Regions from separate parts of the Homo sapiens genome. Here region 2 is linked to region 1. Evidence: chromatin loops called from intact Hi-C (ENCODE). Cell type or tissue: A673. All regions are shown on one strand.

What was found. Hi-C counts contacts between places; a loop is a spot of excess contacts. Peaks named below come from ENCODE experiments on the same cell type or tissue, not always from the same donor. Only the 100,000 strongest peaks of a DNase experiment are listed, where the experiment ranks them.
Region 2: it touches region 1 in a loop (12-fold over the local background); 10 of 110 quality-filtered maps call a loop at or near these places.

Annotation. Positions count from the first base shown.
Region 1 is chr2:84,020,376-84,025,375 of GRCh38, reverse strand. No RefSeq gene overlaps it. Among named protein-coding and RNA genes, the nearest start is that of SUCLG1, 440 kb to the left of the region's middle. In A673, a CTCF peak has its summit at 2,368 (motif pointing left); a DNase peak (open chromatin) is centred at 2,335.
Region 2 is chr2:84,421,365-84,426,364 of GRCh38, reverse strand. It overlaps SUCLG1 (succinate-CoA ligase GDP/ADP-forming subunit alpha), which reads left to right. Exons shown (of 9, transcript NM_003849.4): 8 at 762-950; 9 at 2,593-2,837. The coding sequence ends at 2,619. Among named protein-coding and RNA genes, the nearest start is that of SUCLG1, 35 kb to the left of the region's middle. In A673, a CTCF peak has its summit at 2,014; no DNase peak of the experiment used is centred here.

The DNA.
Region 1 (5,000 bases):
TATCTTTGCGTAAGGACAAATTCCTTGCTATGTACAGCTTAAACAACACACATTTTATTATTTCACAGTTCTGTAGGTCAGAAGTGTGACATGGGTCTCATTGGGCTAAAATCAAGGTATTGGTAGGATTGTGGTCTTTTTAGAGGCCCTAAGGGTTGGTCTGTTTCCTATTCATTCCAGTCCTTAGCAGAATTTGATTCCTGTGGGTATAGGACTGAGATCCTTGTTTTCTTGCTGGCTGATAGTGGCTGCCAGTGTTTCCCTCCTTCCTCCATCTTCAGAGCCAGCAATGGCACATTGAGCCCATCAATGCTTTAAATCTCTCTTTCTTCTTCTGTCTCATCTTTCTGACCCAGACTGGAAAAATTCTCCAATTTTAAGGTCTGGATTTGTACCAACTGGATAATCCAGGATAATCTTTCCATCTCAGGATCCTTAATTTAATTATATCTGCACAATCCCTTTTGCCCTGTAAGAACATATTTATAGATCCTGGCAATTTGGATGTAGATGCCTTTGGAGCCCAATATTCTGCTTACCACAGATACCAAACGTGAATTTTAAAATAAAGTTTGATTGTCTTAATTCAAATGAAATCTTAATATCAGGATTCCTAAGCCTTACCAGGGCCAAATGGAGAAATAATTCCAGGCAGAAGAGTTTTCATTGCCCATCCCGTCTCCTACTTAAAAAATTTCCTGTTCTGAAGTAGAAAAGCTGATGGTAATGACTTTGTTTTACTCTCTCAATTCAACGTCCATATGTATTAGGTTTCATAACTGACAATTATCAAGAAGTGGTTGTGTGCTTGGCATCTTTGATTTTTCCCACTAAATCACTTGTCACCAGAATAAAAGATATTCAGATCTTCATTTTATAGATCAGAAAACTGAATTTTAGGTGTATGCAGTACATTGCCTGCAATCACACAGTGGGTAAATGGTATCTCAGGGATTTAAACGTGGTTTTCTCTGACTCTAAGATGCATCAAACTGCAAAATGTCGTCTCTCCAATTTTATATCTATACCTCTGATTTTATATCTACAATGTTGACCTTTCTATATTTTATGCATATAATTTACTTCTGCTTCAGTTTCTGAGTACCTAGAAGCAGAAAATATGCATCTTGTCTATCTGTTGAGAAAATGTTAAGTGCACTTTAGATGTATATCCTGATTTTATAAAATATTATCAAATAATATCTTATTTGGGCAATAAAATTGCACAGTTAAGACATTTAAATAGAATATATATTAATTAAGATATTGATATGTGTATGTATATAAAATAATTAATATATGTTAATCCCTAAATATCAACTCAGGTGAGATCCCAGAGTGTCTGTATAGCATTTTCCATTCAATCATCAATAATAAGAAGGTAGATATTTTAATTTTTATTGTTTGCCCTTGTAACTCGTATCTTTGCAACTGATTAATTTAAGGTAATTCCCAGAGCAAAATTGAGGTAATTATTAGTATCAGTTATGAATAGTTACTAGATCATTCTCATTATTGAAGATTTTGATTTCAATCATTTTCACCCAGTAGATCTTTACGTGGCCAGATCTCATACTCTATCTGTAAGTAGCTTAGCATACATTTTCTTTCTTTCTTTTTCCTTTTTTTTTTCTTTTTTTCTTTTTTTTTTCTTTGAGATGGAGTTTCGCTCTGTCACCGAGGCTGGAGTGTAGTGGTGTAATCTCCGTTCACTTCAACCTCCACCTCCTGGGTTCAAGAGATTCTCGTTCCTCAGCCTCCCGAGTTGCTGGGATTATAGACACCTGCCACCATGCCCGGCTAATTTTTGTATTTTTAGTAGAGATGGGGTTTCACCATGATAGCCAGGCTGGTCTCAATCTCCTGACCTCGTGATCTGCCTGCCTTAGCCTCCCAAAGTGCTAGGATTACAGGCGTGAGCCACTGCGCCCGGCCTTAGCATACTGTTTGTTTACTTCTTCAGTCACTTGTCTGGACTCTTCCTATGCTCCGAAAAGGGGCCAAATTGCTAACGTGCATCTAACTACACAAGAAATCTTTGCCTAGTGTTTCTAACTTTCTTTTTCCCTCCAAGGCCTTCTTGCACCTGGCCTCACTGACCCTCACACTATTTTTGCCAGTGAAAAAGTTATATTCTCTTTTCAGCAACATATAATACATAATGGATATTAACCCCTAAAGTCTCCCTACTCATGCAAAATAGGAAATTAGAGCCAGTGTTCTTCTCCTGTGAAAGTGATCACTTGGGAATAGCAAAGAACTGCAGAAATCTCCAAATCAAATTGTCTTTTTGCCTGGAGGACATCTGCTTCTTCTAATGACACCTTTGGAAAAGTAGGATCTCTCAGTAGCTCCTCCTGGTGGCAAGTTCTAAATCTGTATGTTTTGCTGGAGCTCTCTTGTAAGGAATTGCTCTCTAAGCATCATGGGTTTTAGGAAAAGTTTTGTCGTTTGTAGTTCTACTTCCTGATTTTTTCTTTTTTTAAACTATGAAGTCCCTGTAGAACCCTTTAGTGTTAGCTGCGATGCTATGCAACTAATCCATGGATCCGTTTTTGAAAGTTTCTTTTTAAAATTCTAGAGTTTCACAATGAAGTAAACATGGACATCTTAGCAGCTCATATTTATCTCCTCCCTTATTTCATTTCCACCTATTGCTAGGTAGAGCTCAGATCTACTTATTCCCTGGCTGGGATGACTATTCGTTTCCTCATGTAACAAATATTATTTACCTCCTTTGTACCAGTCACTGTTCTAAGAATTGGGAAATACAGAATTTAACCAAAAAGGAAAAAAAAATCCTGCTTACATCAAACTTGCTTTCAAGTGGGAAAGAGACATATAAAACAAATACATAAAATACATAAGATAATAGATGGTAAATTAGAGCATTCTAGACTGGGTATGGGTGCATATTCTTCAGGCCCTCCTCATCCTCAGTCTCTTGGGAGAATGTCTGAATTCAAGTTACTGGGTATAGTAAACACTGCCAGTTGCTATCTGATATTCCTACTCCCCTGTTCATTACTAATAGAATCCTGATTTTCCTGTGGGTAATCCCATACTTATTTCCCAGATTTCCTTGCAGCTACAGGAGGCAATGTAATTCAGTTCTAGCCGTGCAATATAGGCAAACAATTCCTGGACAGGTTGTCCCTTCCCCAGTCCCAAAGTCAAAGACTTTAGAGGAAAAGCCTCTCTATTGATTGCCCTTCTGCTATATTACTATTGAAAATGTGGACAGAGTTCCTGGGGTTGCAGGGCTCACCTTTGCAATCAGAAGAAAAGCATGTTCTAAGGATGGCAGAGCAGGAAAATGGAACTCAGAAGCCATACCAGCCTTAACTGCCTGCTTATCTCAACATTACCACATGGAAGGGGCTCCGTCCACACTGTAGCTACAGTTGGACCAATTCTAAGGGCTGTAGCAGAATCCTAAGGGCTGCAATATGAAGAAGGCCCTCAGGAATTATATAACCCTGCAGCACTCTATTTTTTATTAATCCCTCCTTGGTTTATTCATAGTAGTAAGGTTACAATTAATTACATGCAGCCTAACATAATCTTGAATGGTTCACTTTGGGAATTAATAACAGCCATACTTTCTCTTTGATCTTTTCTCTCAGGATCCAGACATATATATTAAAGTTGAGTCCTAGGACAATTCTAGTGTCTTACACGGCAGCTATAAAAGTGGGCTATAATAGTGACTCTAATAGTGTGACTTATCTGTCAAGTTTCTTTCTTGCCAAACCAATACCTTCTAGAGAACCCAAAATGTTCAGAAAAGAGAATTTAAGAAAAAATGATATTGGAAATATTAGGCTTTAAGTAAACCATTAGAGCAAAATGCAAGGAGTGGCTGTTCCTCAAGCCCATATCGAAGCACTCACGCATTCTGTGAAGCCTAGCTCCTAGTATCTCTAGTATCTTTGTCCATTGCCACTGAACTGATTCATACTGTCTAATAAACATGTAGTATATTTGTATTTTTTGAGTCATTATATGCCCAATGGCAGAAATAGATTCTATTGTAGTTTCTTACTAACAAACCAAAGCACCAATATTTTAAGAGATTATACTGTATATGTATTAATCTTCAGTTGGCTGGGATAAAAACTCATCTAATTAGATTGGATGCAAGTAGCACACACAACACACATTGTTATCAAAGGAGCCTATTGTGTTTAATGTTGATGTATGCTAAACATTGCATTGTCAATTAATATATGGTTCCAATAGCAATGAGAAGGAACATCGCTTTTAGTTGCAAGCCTATTAGTAAAGTTAAAATACATCAGCAAAAGCCGTTGGATATGTGTGTGAGAAAATTAAGTTTATGGCAAAATAACTGTTTAACATTTGCCATATCCTTTTCAAATCTACATTCCAAAAGAGGCAAGTGAGCATTTTAAAGATCCTACTCAGGAATACAAACCTCAGAGGAGGCTCAAGCAGGCACTTCAATATCACTGTCTAAATATGCACTAGCCTATTGCTACTCAGAGTCTGGTCTAGAGACTAGAAGCAAGGACATTGTCATCTACATTAGAAATGCAGAATTTCAGGTCCACAACCCAGACCTTATGAGTCTGTATTTTAACAAGACCCCCAGAGGATTCTGTAAACATTAATTTGGGGAGCACTGCACTAGACAGTTTTTGATTAGCATAAGAGATATTAGAAATCATACTTGCATTGGTGAAATGAATAATGACCAAACATGATTGATTAAAAATATTGCAGCTTTTATGTGGCACCACAAAAATCAATCTAGAACTCATTTGGTCTATTGCCCCAAACTTAACAGAAGATTTTGGCATCTTATATAACTACAAGTTTAGCTGGATCTCCTGACAATCTACTGTACCATCCACATTTGCTTTGGAATAAAACTTTCATGAAAGATGCTTGTGATTGTCGATGATGACAAAGAATGAGGATGTCACATGAATGTTTTGGTATTTGCCTGATAGTAAATGTTTGTATGTGTTTATAAG
Region 2 (5,000 bases), 400 kb before region 1:
AGGTATATACATATTTTATATTATTTCTTCAACTACTTTGCATGTCTAGAGTACAGACATTTTTATATTTTCTTTTTTTTTTTTTTTAAACCTCAGAATCTAGTATATAGAGATTGTACATTAGAATGGATTTTTGCTGAATAAAACCAATTCTGATCTTCCCTCTTAGACACAGAATTCCAGAGTGGAAAGGGCTTTTGGGCATCAATCCAGTTTGGCCATTTCATTTCATAGATGAGGAAGCAGAAGTCTGGTTCTCAAGAAGCCTTGTCCAAGGTCGTGCAGCTTTTGTTACTAGAAAATTAAGTCCTAGGTCCTTTCCAGTATACTTCCCACCTCATCTTTTTCTTTTAGCACATTTATTAAGGGTGAACTAATAATGAATTAAGGCATAATATTAGGTTGAAGTAAAGCAACCCAGTCTTGTGTCTTAAATTATTATTATCGCAAATCATATTTTCCAGTATGCTCTTTTACTTTTCAAATGATAGCGTCATGTGTATTTGTGAAGTGGAAGTTTTATATTGAACAGATACGGACATTGGCACAGTGTTGTATTCCTGAGTTTGTATGGAAAGTTAACTCAAAGGAGAATGCAGTGGTTTCAATCATGGTTTAATATTTGTGTTGGTTTTCCTAAGATGAATGGTGGGCTTTCCCCTGCCCAAGCCATTTACCATTTACCAGCAGAGTCATGAATTTGAGGTCCCGTTTTGATTGACTTCTTCATTAGAGCATTTAAAATATTACTTTCTTTCTAGGGTCCAAATTCCAAGCCTGTAGTGTCCTTCATTGCTGGTTTAACTGCTCCTCCTGGGAGAAGAATGGGTCATGCCGGGGCAATTATTGCTGGAGGAAAAGGTGGAGCTAAAGAGAAGATCTCTGCCCTTCAGAGTGCAGGAGTTGTGGTCAGTATGTCTCCTGCACAGCTGGGAACCACGATCTACAAGGTGAGCTCCAACAGTGGCCCAGGTGCTCTGAGGTTGCAGGCTTTCTCTGTGTGTGGCCACACTGGATACCTGGAAATCATGGCCTTTGCTTCTGGGACTTAATTGGTTTTCTGATGTGCAGCTTAATAGTTTGTATCAACTCTATTGATGTCCTAGTGCCCTAATTAGGCATGACCAGGAATAATGTTCTTATTTTAAAGCTTTCTTCTTTAAACATTGGGATTTTTATTTTTGTAAGTGGCAAGATACAACATACACAAAAAGCATCTTGAAGATCGTAAGTGTCATGATTTCCATTTTGAGAGTTTGGAAGGTAGCTGTGCAGAGAACTGCTTTATGTTTTGTTACTTGTTTTTTCCTTTGGGATATAGCCACCCTGACCCCATGGGTTTCTGTTTCTAGGGAGAGGAGGTTGGAGGCTGAGTAACAAGAAATGGAAATTGGATGAAGAAGGAGTTTGGGTGGAGGGAGATCTAAAGAGGATGGGGAGATTGGCCCTGGCTATGTTGTGATACCATTGTTAACCATTTTTTTGGTTTGTTTTTGGTTTTTTGTTTGTTTGTTTTGCTTTTCCTTTTTTAATAGGACATTATGGGTTTAAATATTCTAAGTAATTTGATGTCTTTTGTAATCTCTTTGCACTGATTTTCAGCTTGTCTCTTTGAGTGATCATTTAAGGCTCTCTCTCCCTCATTATTTTTATGATGGTATACCCCTGCCACACACACACAAAAAGCAAAAAACAACAAAAAATCTCCTCTTAAGCATGCTGAAAATAGGTACCAGTTGGTTTCCTAGAAGGGAACAGCATTCAGAGAGAATTTCAAAATCCTGATTTGGTGGTCTTCTTTGCCCTTGTCTTAGAGATAAATAAAGTGGACTCCTTTTTTTATTGATCTTTGCATGATCCTGCTCTTGGAATATAACACTATGTGCCAAAGTGTTTGAAAGAAATCTAGGTGCTTAGTGAGAGTGAGAAATAATTTTATTTGAAGGTGGGGTAAGGAGAAAAGCAAATGCTTAAATTCACATTGGAGATGTGTGTTACCATTTTCTTCCAGTAAGTGGCAGCAGGGATCTACACATTTTATCCTAATTGTTACAATCTAGAAAAATATGATTTTTGGTATTGTTTCCTTAAACACTACTTTGCTTAAGATATTTGTTTGTTTCAGGTATTTCTAAGGTTCTTGACATTTTGTTCAAATCCTTGTAACAATCTGTCTTTAGCTTTATTCTCTGAGAAACTGAGCAAACCTGTTTCCATTGCCTTCTTAGAAGGGTTCATGTATATAGCACTACAGAAGCATAATGAAGTTTCTCAGCTCCCAAAATTATTGTTATTATACTGCTGTGAAAAAATAAATATTATTCAAAACCTCCCTCTCTGCTTCTGGATTTAGGAAATGTAAAGTTGAAGCTCTGCATCTGTTTCGTGAAATTCAGGCTGACACAGACTGATTTTGAAAGCTGTTATTCTGTGTTCAAACACCCTCATCCTGGTACATTTTTCTTCTGTAATTTGATTGTTCAGGGGATCCTAAAGATAATAGGTTTCAAAATCATTTTGATCCTAAATGTGATTTGGATCTTTTATCTTTATTCATTCCATCTCTCTTCTCTCTCTCTTCTGTTTCTGAAGGAATTTGAAAAGAGGAAGATGCTATGAAAGAAAAAAAAAATTCCTAAAACTGTGGAATGGATCACGTAGACATGTAACCCAGCAGCAGTTTGCTTCTGTTGTCCACTGATTAATCAGCCTATGTGCCTGACACTGGTCTTGCAGTACAACTGGAAGCCAAAACAAGGTGGAAGATGTCCTGAATTAAGATGTTTTCACCACATTGTATTACAGAGACAGCCAATAAATCTACTATTTGATTTCAATATGGTTTTGGAGGCTTATTATTGTTCCAGTGTGAAGGATGAGGAGAGTGGGAGAAATGGAGGTGTATTTATGTGTGTGTATGTTTTAATATGTTCTTTTTGTTTGTTTGTTTGTTTGTTTGTTTTTCTTGGAGACAGAGTCTTGTTCTGTCACCCAGGCTGGAGTGCAGTAGTGTGATCTTGGCTCACTGCAACCTCCGCTTCCCGGGGTTCAAACAGTTCTCTCTGCCTCAGCTTCCCGAGTAGCCGGGATTACAGGCACCTGCCGCCACACCCGGCTAATATATTTTTTTTGTATTTTTAGTAGAGACGGGGTTTCACCAAGTTGGCCAGGCTGGTCTTGAACTCCTGACCTTGTGATCCACCTGCCTCGGCCTCCCAAGGTGCTGGGATTACAGGCATGAGGCACCGCGCTGGGCCTTTAATGGGTTCTTTAGAGAACATTGTAACCGAAACCTCTGGGAGAATGAGGCTGTAACAGTGTCAACGTGACATTTGTCTATCTTAGACATAGAATGACTTCAGGTATCTTTTGAATTATAGTTTTCTAATGTATGTATATATCTCCATCATGCAGGGTAGTTCAAAGGGTTGGAGATAATGTGTGAAGTCCCTGGCATGTAATAAGGCAACTTAATTGTCATCAGTGCCTCTATCATCACTACCATCCCCACCACACCATCATCATTATCATCATCAGGATTAGAGGCAGAAGCTCATTTATATTTCAGTTTCTGCCTCATTGGGAAATGGAGAATCTTCACCAATGCCATGCTTTTCTGTGGTTCTGCAGAGGGCCCATCCAGAGCCCACATTCTTTGAGGTTTAAGACATTTCACTGCAAGAAAACTGGAAAGCTGTTAGCCATCCTGTTTTGTGTTTAAAAGAACTTCTTAACAAGAAGTAATCCCAGTGGGTAATTCCCACTAAACAAGACAGAGGTGGTGCCTGTCATCAGGAACTTACATTCTGGAACAAAATATTATCAGATAGTGTAACTGTCCTGAAGGAAACAAGTAAGAGCTTCAAAAAAAAAAAATAATATTAGGGAGAAGCCCCTGAAGAAACGCAGACGGGAATTCTCCCTGGGGAGGGGATGTGAGTTGGGACCTGAGGACTGAGAAGGTACCAGCCATGCAAAAAGGGAGTGTGAACACTCAGGTAAGGGAACAGCCTGTGCAAAGTCAGGGAGGGGGAAGGGCTCATTTTGAGGAGGTGAAGGAATACTGGGGGATTTGAGATGGGTTTGGGGAGGTTTGATGGGCCTGAGGAACTGTGTTTTGGGAGCTCGCATGGCCATGCCCAGGCTGCTGCTGAGAACACAAAAAGCAGGTGTTAAGTGTCACAGACCAAGGAATTCTGCCCAGACCAAGGGACACATGGTGATTGACTTTCAGATCAAGTAGACTTTAGTTTCTGCTTGTTTCCTCAGCTTGAAAATGTGGATAATGGCTTCCATGCCAGAGGGTACCTGGGTATACGTTATGTGGTGTGTGAGGGTGCTCATCACAGGGCAGGCTTGGCTAGGGCTTGGCATTTCTCCATAAACTTGAGTGTACTCTGCTCTTGTGCTTAGGACATCCAGGGTGACACTACTGGCCCAGGAAGGAAGGCATTTCCTCTTTCCTCTAAACCAAGGACCCTATAGGGAAAATGTCTTAGTTGAACTCAATGGGGTTTTGTGACAGGGACACAACTCAGATGATAGGTAGGTGACCTGTCTTAGCTCAGACTGCTATAACAAAATACCATAAACCAGATGGCTTAAACGTTTATTTCTCACAGTTCCAGAGGCTGGGAAGTCCACTATCAAGGTCCAGCAGGGTTGGGTTCTTGGTAAGGGTCTCACCCTGGTCTACAGACAGCAATGTTGTATCCTCACAAGGTGGAAAGAGCTAGCTAGCTTGCTGGTCATTTATAAGGGCATTAATCCCATTCAGGAGGGCTCCACCCTCATGACAATTACATCCTAAAAGCCCCACCTCACAATACCATCACATTCTGATTAGGGTTTCAACACGCAAATTTGGGGGACATAAACATTCAGTCCACTGCACGACCCTAACAGAAGGTATCCTTTTCAGGGTCCACCCTGACCCAGGACTGCTCTGGGATTGCCTCAGCACCCTGCCCTGTCCTCTGAGCATGTGTCCCAAGACTACA